Linked DNA regions of Homo sapiens: region 2 is linked to region 1. Evidence: chromatin loops called from intact Hi-C (ENCODE). Cell type or tissue: endothelial cell of umbilical vein. All regions are shown on one strand. Each heading gives the region's core, and the rest is flanking DNA. Links, peaks and the distances in the headings are about the cores only.

Region 1 (5,376 bases), core at 231-5,230:
ATTCGAGTTTGAGTGCTGGGGCCAGATGGCCACCCAGAACACACCCTTCTTTTGCATCCCCCGCCCCTGCTATTGCTGCCATACCTGCCCCATTTGCTGACCAGGACTTCAGGGAGTTTCAGACCTGCAGAACCTGAAGAAGACCTGCAGAATTCCAGACCATCTTGCAACCGTGACCAGAGAGCGACGTGTGCCCAACCAGGGCCACCTGGGAAAGGAGGGATCAGCAATAGCTGCCCTCTTGGCATGTACTCTGCTCAGTCCGGCCACGAGCTGGAGAGCAAGTTTCTGGGCCTGTTCCCATAAATGAACTGGTCACCCTCTTGTATTTCCCCTCTGGTTGTTCCTAACCCTCACCTCTCCTGCGTTTCTTCACCCTATGTTCTACAGTTTTATTCTCTGACTGACCCACCAGGACTTCACCCAATGCCTCACTGATCTGCCCCAATGAGCAAGAGGACAGGCTACCCTGAACTCCTAAAGCCACTGAGGCCAGTTGCTAGATATAATCGATGGTGAGCAGGATGGTATCCAGAAATGTCCCTAGAATCCTACACTCATTTCATGCCACACCTCCAGCAGAGGGCCTGGAAGAGGACCCGACATCTAGCCCAGTGAGAGTGTGCAAAGCCACATGTCAAATGGACAACTTGACGGAGATTTGCCCTTGACTGACTGTGCAGGCTGGTTCCACTTACAGCACTTGAGTTTACCTTTGCACAGATTCCTGTATCAGGGCTCTTGGACTGACTTGCCACACATCTGGAGCCCTTTCCTCTCACCACATTGCCCTCCTGGGCACCCCCGGTGGACAGCGCCCAACATTGCAGGCTCCACAACTTTCCTTGATGTTGCCTAAAGGGTAGCCAGTTAGGGTTCCGGAGAGGAGAAGGAGGAAGAAGAGGAGGAGGAGAAAGAAGCAGCAACGATCATTCTGCCATTGTAAAGAGTGACTCTTTCCTTAGGGATGGTGGTCTTCTCCCCTTGCCAGGCCTTGGACTGCAGCCCCCAGTCAAAGGTCTTTGCAGGACACTTTCTATCCTTGGAGTTGCAGAGGAGGCCTGATTGGCCATTCCTTCTGGGACAGACAGAGAGAGGGCCCATGGCCTGCTCTGAGCTCCCTTCAATTTCAAGGAACCCTTAGTTCTGAGAGGAGAGAGGAAGGCTGCACCTACCGTGGCCTCACAGCTGGGACCCCTCATGGGGGCCAACCCCTGGCCTGCTGCTGTGCTTCAGTGACACAGTAAAGCTTAAGAGGGTGGCTGCCTCCTAGGAACTCCTGGGACTTCTAGGTACAAACTCAGGTGCCCTTATAAAGAGACCCACTGCTTGCCTTGAGTCCAGAAAGCACTGCTTCTGCAGTGAAAAACACACACTTACTATGTCAGTTTTGGCCATAAAATGCCAGCCAAATCCACTGCTGGCCTGAACTGCCCCTGGACACTGGACTTTCTGCACAGTGACTGGCAGCAGAGCAAGTGCAGCCAGGGTTTGTGGCCAAAGGGAAGAAAGCATAGTAAATTCAACCTCTGTTCCTCATGGGAGTCTGACCGATAATCTCAGGCGGACCTTAGGATCTTGGGCCTGGAGGCAAGAGAAAAAAGCTGGAGGAAGAGGAGTCGCAGAGAAACCCAGTCCTCTGACTGGTTTCTGGTGAGGTCTCTATTCATCAGTGGGAGGTAAGATGCCCTTTTCATTAGCGCTTTTGTTTCTCAGCCTGGGGATCAGTGGATTTGGATTCCTATAACCTGTTGCTACCTTTTAAAAAGATCCCCTCTCTCCAAAGAGAAAAGTAATACATAATCATTAAAGAAAGTTTGGAAAATAGAGAAAACTATGAGGACAAAAACCCCCCAGCCATTCAGAGTCCCACCACACAGAGGCAAGCACTATTAACACTTTGCTGCTTTCCTTTCTAGTGTGTTCTTGCTATGTCTTGTCAAAGCTGAGATCACCCTGCCAGTTCTTGATCAGCAGGATTTAAAATGGCTGCCACCTGTGCAGTCATGCATACTGAATAATTCATTTAAGCATTCTCCTAATTTGTTGGACCTTTCAATTGTCTGGTTTTCCCCATCCCCACCAGGGCAGGAGTAAACAACTTTGTAAAGAAAATTTTGTCTGTTTTTCAGCTGATTTTATCTGATTTCCTCAAGAGTGCATTCCAGAAGGGGACCTGCTATTCTTCGAGGGGACCTGCTATTCTTCGAGGCAGTGGACCCTGTTTGCTGATGGTCAACACTCTGGCCCTGCTGCCCCATGTCCCTGTGGAGAAGTGTGAAGGACGGGTGCCTTAAACCCACACTTCCAGGGACCCTTCAGCACAGGTCCTGCCTGTTCCCATGGTGCTTCTCACCCTGAACCCTCAGAGCTACAGCCAGGGATAGAGCAGATGAGCAGTGAGCTGGTTTCCACCCTCTGGGGCAGGAGGGGCTTGGGCTTCCCTTTGACCCTCTTCCTTCCTTTCCCAGATCTTCAATATTTGTTGTGATGTAACAGCCATAAGAGCTGTAAGAGGAACTGTGGGCTTTGGGAGCTTTCTTGGGTTGAAAGAGGGGTGGGGGGAGGGGATGCATGCAGGGGTATGAAGGCAGCCCAAGGTCTCCCAGAGGCTCGGGAGGAAACCCTTTTGGAATACATGTGTTATTGTTGCATTACTGTGTTGTGAAGATAAGAAGCTGCTCTGTATGCTAAAGCTTTCTCTCCTCAATAAAAATATAAAGGGTGTGTAAAGATTGTGCCTCTTTGTTATTGAGCAAGCATAGATGGGTACAGAGTAGGCATAGGGTACTTCCAAGGTCCCCTGCCGGAGTCAACCCTACCCTGAAGTCTTGAAATCCTTAGACAAGGAAACCAAGGGCCGGTGAGGCTCAAGGGACCTGTCTACAGTTCTGTGCATTTGTGGATGGAAGAAATTGTTGGGAGGGAAGTGGAAGCACTGGGCATCTTGAAAAATAGCATTCGTTCTCCCGGGGACTATGGGTGGCCCAGCCCTACAGGCACGCACGGGCATGCATGGGACTTTGAGTGAAGGAAGAGAAAGAGGCCAGGTTGGCTGGGGAGGGCCCTTCCGCTTTTTGGCACTAGGTGGCGCTATGGGATACCAGTGAGTTAGCTGGTGATGAATCACAAGTCCCCAGAGCAGTCCATGTAAGAGGCCCTCCAAGCAAGATCTCATGGCTCCTCACGGACTGTGGGGTCAGAAGAAACTGAATCCCATTCTGGGATTTGCCCAAGTTTCCCAGCATGAATTGGACTTTTTTTTTTTTCCAGGGGAAGTGGGTGGGAACATTCATTAAGCCTCTGCTGCTTTTGAGTGCTGTGCCAGGCACTTCACATCTGTTATCTTATTTCATTCTGATAATGATATCCTGGGGGGAAAGAACTAACTACCCTTACCCTCATCTTAAAGATGAGGACACTGAGGCTTAGAGAGAAGTCACTGGCCCAAGGTTGACAGCTAGTGAGTGGCTCTGTCACAGCCCTGCAGCTGCCCATTAGCTCTGGGGACACTTAGCACCTCTCTGCCCCCACTCCGCTGGCCCTGCTGTCTAACAGGCCAGGCTGGTCTCCTAGTTCTGCCCTGTCCTACCCCCCCTGCCTCCAGCTTGCAGGATTCCCGTGGGGGAAACAAACCCTGGTTTCAGAGGCACATTTGCTTTGTCCCTTTAAGAGGAAGGGAGGGAGGGAGGAAACCATGGTATTTCTGACCATGTGCCAGGGACTTTCGCCAACATCATTTCATCTCCACAATTAAGTGAGGCAGGTGATGCTGTCTCCTTTTAGAGCTGAGGGACCTGAATCTCAGAGATATTAGGTCATATGGGGGACTCCAGGTCTTCGTGACTCCCAAACCCATATACATTCTTAACTCAAATACACCGTGCTTGCTATCTCCCAGGAGAGACTCCTGACAAGCTTGAAGTCTCAACCTGCCTGGATTCTGGGTCTTTGCCAAAGCAACGAAGCACGCATCAGGTGCACCATCTCTGGAAGCTCTGGGGGAACCAGCCAGGTGGCAGTTCTAAGTATGTGGTTGACTGCCCCTTCTAGGGAGGAACAGGGTTATGGGGTCGTGGGCTTCATCAGTGAGCACTAGGACTCCCCAGTACTCTTCAGGGTGCCTGACAAGGTCTCCAGCACCCAGGGGATTTCTTATGACATCACAAGTAGTGATAGGTGAGCCCAGATTGTGTTATGGCCAGAGAAGGTGGAAAAAAAGACAAACAGAGTCAGCCTTGCCCCAACCCTGAAGCAGGAAGCACTGTGGGAATGGGGAAAAGAACCCTGGATTCCAGTCCAGCCTTGCTGCTGACTCTATATGGGCTCTGGCATGAGTCTCATCCCCTCTCGGGCCATGGCTTCTTGATCTGTCTAGTCACTGTTGAGTCCCTGGGGCCCAGCACACTACTTGGTACACAGTAGAATCTCAATCCTAGTTTGGTACATAAATGAAGAAGTGAGTGAATAAATGGGCCACTGGATGGAGACCTAGAGGCAGCCTGCTAAGGGCATCTGCAGGTGGTACAAAGCTTGGAGGACTAGAAGATGTCCTCTAATGTCCTCTAAAAGGGAATGAGGGGCCAAAAAACTCTCCCTAACCTGGAAGGATGCACTGAAATGACCTTTACTAGGGGCTCATCTGAGATCCTGCAGTCAGGTTCAGAAAAGCAACTGCAGAAGCCTAAGTGGGGGAGATGTGGCTTAGAAGAAGCTTGTGAAAATGAAAATCTGAGGATGTGAATTGACAGGAGATCGGTCAGAATCACAGACTGACCTGGCTGTCAGATGCGCCAATGCTTTCCTGGGCTGCTGCAATAGCAATGTGAAATCCTTGAGATGGGCAGGGCCCACCTGGGGCCCTGGCTGCCCTGTGGAAGGGGACAAAGTTGCACCTCACAGAAGCCCTTTGGCTTGCCAGGAGTAAGAAAACATCAGAATAAAAGGAAGGAAGGAAGGAAGGAAGACAGTAGAAGGGTGACAAGGATGGCGAGGGTCCTAAAAACCCTCTCCTGGGCTGAGCGATGGAGGAAGGCAAGGAAAATCTTGCTGCCTGTGAAACAGCTGTGACTTCCCCACGTTCATTCTGTAAGTGAGGAAACCAATCAGGCAAGTGGCTTGAGGTCACTTGCCCTGTTTGCCGAGTTTGACTGTGAACCCCAGCAGTTTGACATCCAGAGCCCATGCTCTTAACCTCTACTCCCCACCTGCACCCACGCCGTTGGAAACAAAATCTCCAGGAATGTCTACATCTAGAAAGCTCCCTAGGCAATTCTAACATCCAACACAGCCCAGCCTAGAGCAGCATAGAGCTTTGGGAACTAACTAGCCCGTGTGACATTTAATGGCCAGTTTGGTTCTGAGCCTTCCCCTAGA
Region 2 (5,376 bases), core at 254-5,253, 270 kb after region 1:
CTTACGGAGAACCTCCGCTAGGGCAGTGCAGAAGGGAAATGTGGTATCGGAGTCCCCAAACAGAGTCCCTACTGGGGGACTGCCTAGCGGAGCTGTGAGAAGAGGACCACTGTACTCCAGACCCCAGAATGGTAGATCCACTGACAGCTTGCACTGTGCTCCTGGAAAAGCTGCAGACACTCAATGCTAGCCCGTTAAACCTGCCAGGAGGGAGGCTGTATCCTGCAAAGCCACAAGGGCGGAGTTACCCAAGACCACGGGAACCCACCTCTTGCATCAGTGTGGCCTAGATGTGAGACCTGGAGTCAAAGGAGATAATTTTGGAGCTTTAAAATTTTACTGCCCTGCTGGATTTTGGACTTGTATGGGCCCCGTAACCTCTTTATTTTGGCCAATTTCTCCCATTTGGAATGGCTGTATTCACCAAATACTTGTATGCCCACTGTATCTAGGAAGTAACTAGCTTGCTTTGATTTTACAGGCTCATAGGCGGAAGGGACTTGCCTTGTCTCAGATGATACTTTCAACTGTGGACTTTTGGGTTAATGCTGAAATGAGCTGAGACTTTGGGGGACTGTTGGGAAGCCATGATTAATTTTGAAATGTGAGGACATGAGATTTGGAGGGGCCGGGGCAGAATGATATGGTTTGGCTGTGTCCCCATCCAAATCTCAACTTGAATTGTATCTCCCAGAATTCTCACATGTTGTGGGAGGGATCCAGGGGAAGGTAATTGGATCATGGGGGCTGGTCCTTCCTGTGCTATTCTTGTGATAGTGAATAAGTCTCATGAGATCCGATGGGTTTATCAGGGGTTTCTACTTTTTGTTCTTCCTCCTTTTCTCTTGCCGCCAACATGTAAGAAGTGCTTTCACCTCCCGCCATGATTCTGAGGCCTCCCCAGGCATGTGGAAGTGTAAGTCCAATTAAACCTCTTTTTCTTCCCAGTCTGGGGTATGTCTTTATAAGCAGTGTGAAAACAGGCTAATACACTCTTTTAAATATGTGCTTTTAGCAGCCTACACGTCCCCCTCAGGACTCCTTTGCTTGTGCCAACAAGGGTTTATGAGTAGTATTTTTGTAATCATCCAGTTCCAAATATGGGAAACAATGAATATTACAACTTCCATGGGATCCATACATTGTGGTGTGTTCATACAATGGAATACTATTTCAACACTTCATCTAGGAAGTGCTAGATGAGGAATCAAAAGACCTGGCTCTCTCCAGACTTGCTGAAAAGCACTTCCCCTTTCAGAACCTCCATTTCTCCATCTGTGAAAAGAGAAGGATGGCATGGAACAGTGCTTCTCAACCTGAGGTCTATGAACTTTCTGAAAAAGTGAAAGTACAAAGTACTCCTCTACTGAATAATAGGCATGAGTCTTACAAAGATAACACCGAATGAAAGAAGCAAGTAACAACACGGACAAGTTTAATGATTCCATTCCTATAACTTCAAATGACAGGCAACACTAACCTACCTTGTTGAAGAATGCATACTTAGGGTATAAAACCATAGAGAAGAGCAAGGAAAGGACAATCAGAAAAGTCAGGATGTTGGTTTCCCCTTGCAGTAGGAGTGGGGCTGAGCTCAGGCAGGGACACCCCAGGAGGCTCTGGGGGATGCTGGCGGTGTTCTCCTCTGGGACCTAGGGGAGTGTTCCCGTACAGGTGCACTTGATAATCATTTATTAAACTATACACATAGATTGTGATGTTTTCTTTCCATACGTTGCCTGCCACCATAGGCGGAGAAAAAAATAGTGCTAAGGGAAATAACATTGCGTTAAACAGGTAAGTATTTTATAACTAGAAGAATAACCAAAATTATTTTTGCTATTTATAGAAAATCTCCTTGAGAGTAGTAATATCAGTTTATTGATAATAATAGCTTTATTTTCAACTTCTCATAAATTTCTCTAAACATCATAGGAATGATACATAATTGTGATATTAATTTTAACTTTTTAGTAAATATTTTATATTTGGATGGTAAGTTTTCATTCAGAATTTGTGATTTTGTGCTGGAGCCCCATGAATTTGGTAACTTGATACAGCTTCTCAGGGGAGATTTGTCACCTCCCATCCACTTAACTGTCAGAGGTGGAGGACCAAGAACTGGAGAAAAATAAATGACCAAAAAAAAATCTAAAAAGATGTGCCTTCAATGTAATACATTAATTTGACCAGGTGAGGGCAGTGCCGTTTTAAGCTGTTTGCTGGGAAGCTAGTAGCGGCGGCTGGTGATTTCATGCCTTTTCAATTTGTCCTTTTCTCTAAGGTTAGCTGCTGGGATTGAAAGGGCCATTTGTGCCAATGAAGGTGGAAGCAGGGTTGGCAATTCTTCTGATGGGCTGCATCTCCTTTGCCTGCTTGGCACTTCCTTCTTAACACCAACCTTGCCAACAGCTTTCCCCAGCAACTCTTTTCTTCCTCTTTCTTCTCCTCAGGCCCAACTAAGACCACTGATGTGCTACACAAAGCACTGGACCCTGACAGACAGAGTGATAGCAGGCTGGAGTGTGCAGCCCTTTGGGGCCTTATTGTTTGTTGCAACTTTCATGGGATGGGATCAATACATTGTGGTGTGTTCATACAATGGAGTACTATTTCAGCAGCGTAAAAGTACAAAGTACTCCTCTACAGAATAATAGGCAAAGCCAGAGGCATTTTCCTAAAAAGTCAGCCTCCATCCCAGGATGAGTTTCCCCTGCTTTTGTTTCTAGTCTTGTACTCCTCCAGAGTGGCTTGAGTGAAGGCTCCACACTAATTTGTGGCTTTAATACAGTCAAGTAGGAAGAATGTTGTGGTTATTTATTTCATCGATTGATGAAATGAAATAAAAACTCTTCTCTGGGGCCAGGCGCAGTGGCTCATGCCTGTCTGGGAGGCCAAGGCAGGAGGATCACTTGAGCTCAGGAGTTCGAGACCAGCCTGGCCAACATGGCAAAACCCTGCCTCTACGAAAATTACAAAAAATTAGGCAAGTGTGGTGCCGCATGCCTGTAGTTCCAGCCACTTGCGGGGCTGAAGGGGTAGGATCACTTGAGCCTGCAAGGTAGAGCCTGGCAGTGAGCCGACGAAATCACCACTGCACTCCAGACTGGATGACAAAGTGAGACCCTGCCTCAAACAAACACACAAAACAAAACAAAACAAAACAAAACAACAAACAAACTATTCTCTGGTTCTCTGGGGGCCACCCCTCTGCTTAGAGATAAATAGCATTTCCCATGATAAGTACTGCTCCATTCTCTGATTCCATTATTTAGAAGTCCAGCAACTGTAAGGACTTACTTAAGGGCAAATGAGAAGCAGAAATCAAGGAACCACTTACTTTGAAACTTTACTTTAAATTACTACTTAAGTAAAGGGTCTTCTCAGATTCTCGTTAGGGAATTTTCATCTACATTTTCTTTGAGACAGGGCCCCCACCTTCTCACCCAGGCTGGAGTGCAGTGACATGCTCATAGCTCACTCCAGCCTCAAACTCTTGGGCTCAAGCCATCCTCCTACCTCAGCCTTCCAAAGTGCTGGAATTCCAGGTGCGAGGCAGCACACCCAGCCTTTTTCATCCCTTTAGACTACATTTTCTTTATTGCTAATTCTATCATACCATTAGAAGAAATTTGAGGGAAAAAATAATTTTGTCCATAATTCTAGGACCCAAACACCTCAACTGATTTTTTTTCTCCATGGTTCCTGCTCTAAGATCATAGAAGTACAGAATATTGGAACTAGAAGAACTCTTGGAGAAATTTAACAGGCCAACTCATGGTCAGTGTGCAAGTGAGGAATCTAAGAGCTGGAGGGGCAGTGCCACGTCAAGGCCACCAGATAGTTCAAGGCTGCATCTCTTCAGTCTCCATTTTGTCCTTCAGCAGGGCAGAAACCACTCTATCTCCTCATACGCAGGCCTCATGTGGATTGATATCAAAGTTGGTGCAGCTTCTTCCCAACCTCTTGACTAGTTCTAAGCACTATAATATATCCCATTTGCTGTCAGTTACAGCTAGAGCCAGATTAACCCATGAGAGCATCTTGGGTGAAGGAGCAGCTATTGTCTTTACTCCATCCAGAGGACCTGTGGTGTGCTGGGGTCACCCAGGATGGTTGTCTCTTGGTATTGTACAGTTCTGTACAGGCACAACAGATGGTAGAATAAGGTAAAACAAGCACTAGATGAGGAGTCAAAAGAACTGGCTCTCTCCTAACCTGCTGAAAAGCACTTCCCCTTTCAGAACCTCCATTTCTCCATCTGTGAAAACAGAAAGGTGGCCTGGAACAGTGCTTCTCAACCTGGGGTCCATGAACTTTCGGAAATTGTGAGCAGAGTTGTGGGAGGTGGTGTATGCAGTCTCCTAGGAAGAGTGTATAGAGCTTTCATCCCATTCAACAATACTGAGGGGAAACCATGCAAATTTTTACTTTCATAAGTTTGTATCAGTTAATTGTGATATATTCATATGATGGAGTACCTTTTTTTTGCAGTGGAAATGTACTGGGTATTCTTAGGAATGCTATCTGTTTTTAAGAAAAGTCCATTACCAATATATAACAAATTACATAAAGTTAAATATTATATGATATTTATAAAGCATACTATACATATATACAAGTTTAGAAAACCAATTGGCTGTGAGTGAACTGTTGTGTAGTGATGAAAGCACATATTGAGTACTGAGGTCAAGAAAGAGTACTTTGCAGTTCTAGAGGTGTTATATGTATTTCATTGTGCTAAAGACACCAAATATGGAACGCTACATAATGTGTGATTCCATTTGTAGGACATTCTTAAAACTGGAAAACTACACATACAGAAAACTAATCAGTTATTTCCATGTCTGTGGATTGTGAGAGGTGTTTAACTACAAATGCGTGTTATTCGTTGTTAGCAATTTTGCCTTTCTTTATTTTGAAATGTAACATACATAGAAGTTCACAATATGTGTGTGTTGTTTAACAGTGATTATCAAGGTCACCTCTACAGAAACACCCCCATGTCACAGAGGAGAACACCACCAGCATTCCGCAAAGCTCCTGGGGTGTCTCTGCCTGATCTCAGCCTCATTCCTCCTCCAAGAGGAAACCAACACATTTACTTTTGTGATCATCCTTTCCTCTTTTTCCTCTATTTTTTTTTGTCCTATGTCCTATATTACATTCTTTTAATAGTACAGTTTGCCTGCAGACAACATGATCCTGAATCTAGAAAACCCCATAGTCTCAGCCCCAAACCTCCTTAAGCTGATAAACAACTTCAGCAAAGTCTCAGGATACAAAATCAATGTGAAAAATCACGAACATTCTTATACGCCAACAACAGTCAAGTGGAGAGCCAAATCAGGAACACAGTCCCATTCGTAATTGCCA

The links. A loop is a pair of places that touch in the nucleus more often than their neighbours do. Peaks named below come from ENCODE experiments on the same cell type or tissue, not always from the same donor. Only the 100,000 strongest peaks of a DNase experiment are listed, where the experiment ranks them.
Region 2: it touches region 1 in a loop (19-fold over the local background); 4 of 110 quality-filtered maps call a loop at or near these places.

The regions. Positions count from the first base shown.
Region 1 is chrX:72,124,467-72,129,842 of GRCh38, reverse strand. All of the region lies in intron 1 of NHSL2 (NHS like 2), which reads right to left. RTL5 (retrotransposon Gag like 5) reads left to right here. Exons shown (of 1, transcript NM_001405151.1): 1 at 1-2,733. The coding sequence ends at 12. Among named protein-coding and RNA genes, the nearest start is that of RTL5, 4.8 kb to the left of the region's middle. In endothelial cell of umbilical vein, for the core only: CTCF peaks have their summits at 852 and 3,086 (motif pointing right); DNase peaks (open chromatin) are centred at 3,122 and 3,702.
Region 2 is chrX:71,856,680-71,862,055 of GRCh38, reverse strand. No RefSeq gene overlaps it. Among named protein-coding and RNA genes, the nearest start is that of NHSL2, 51 kb to the left of the region's middle. In endothelial cell of umbilical vein, for the core only: a CTCF peak has its summit at 2,196 (motif pointing right); no DNase peak of the experiment used is centred there; H3K27me3 peaks cover 145 bases.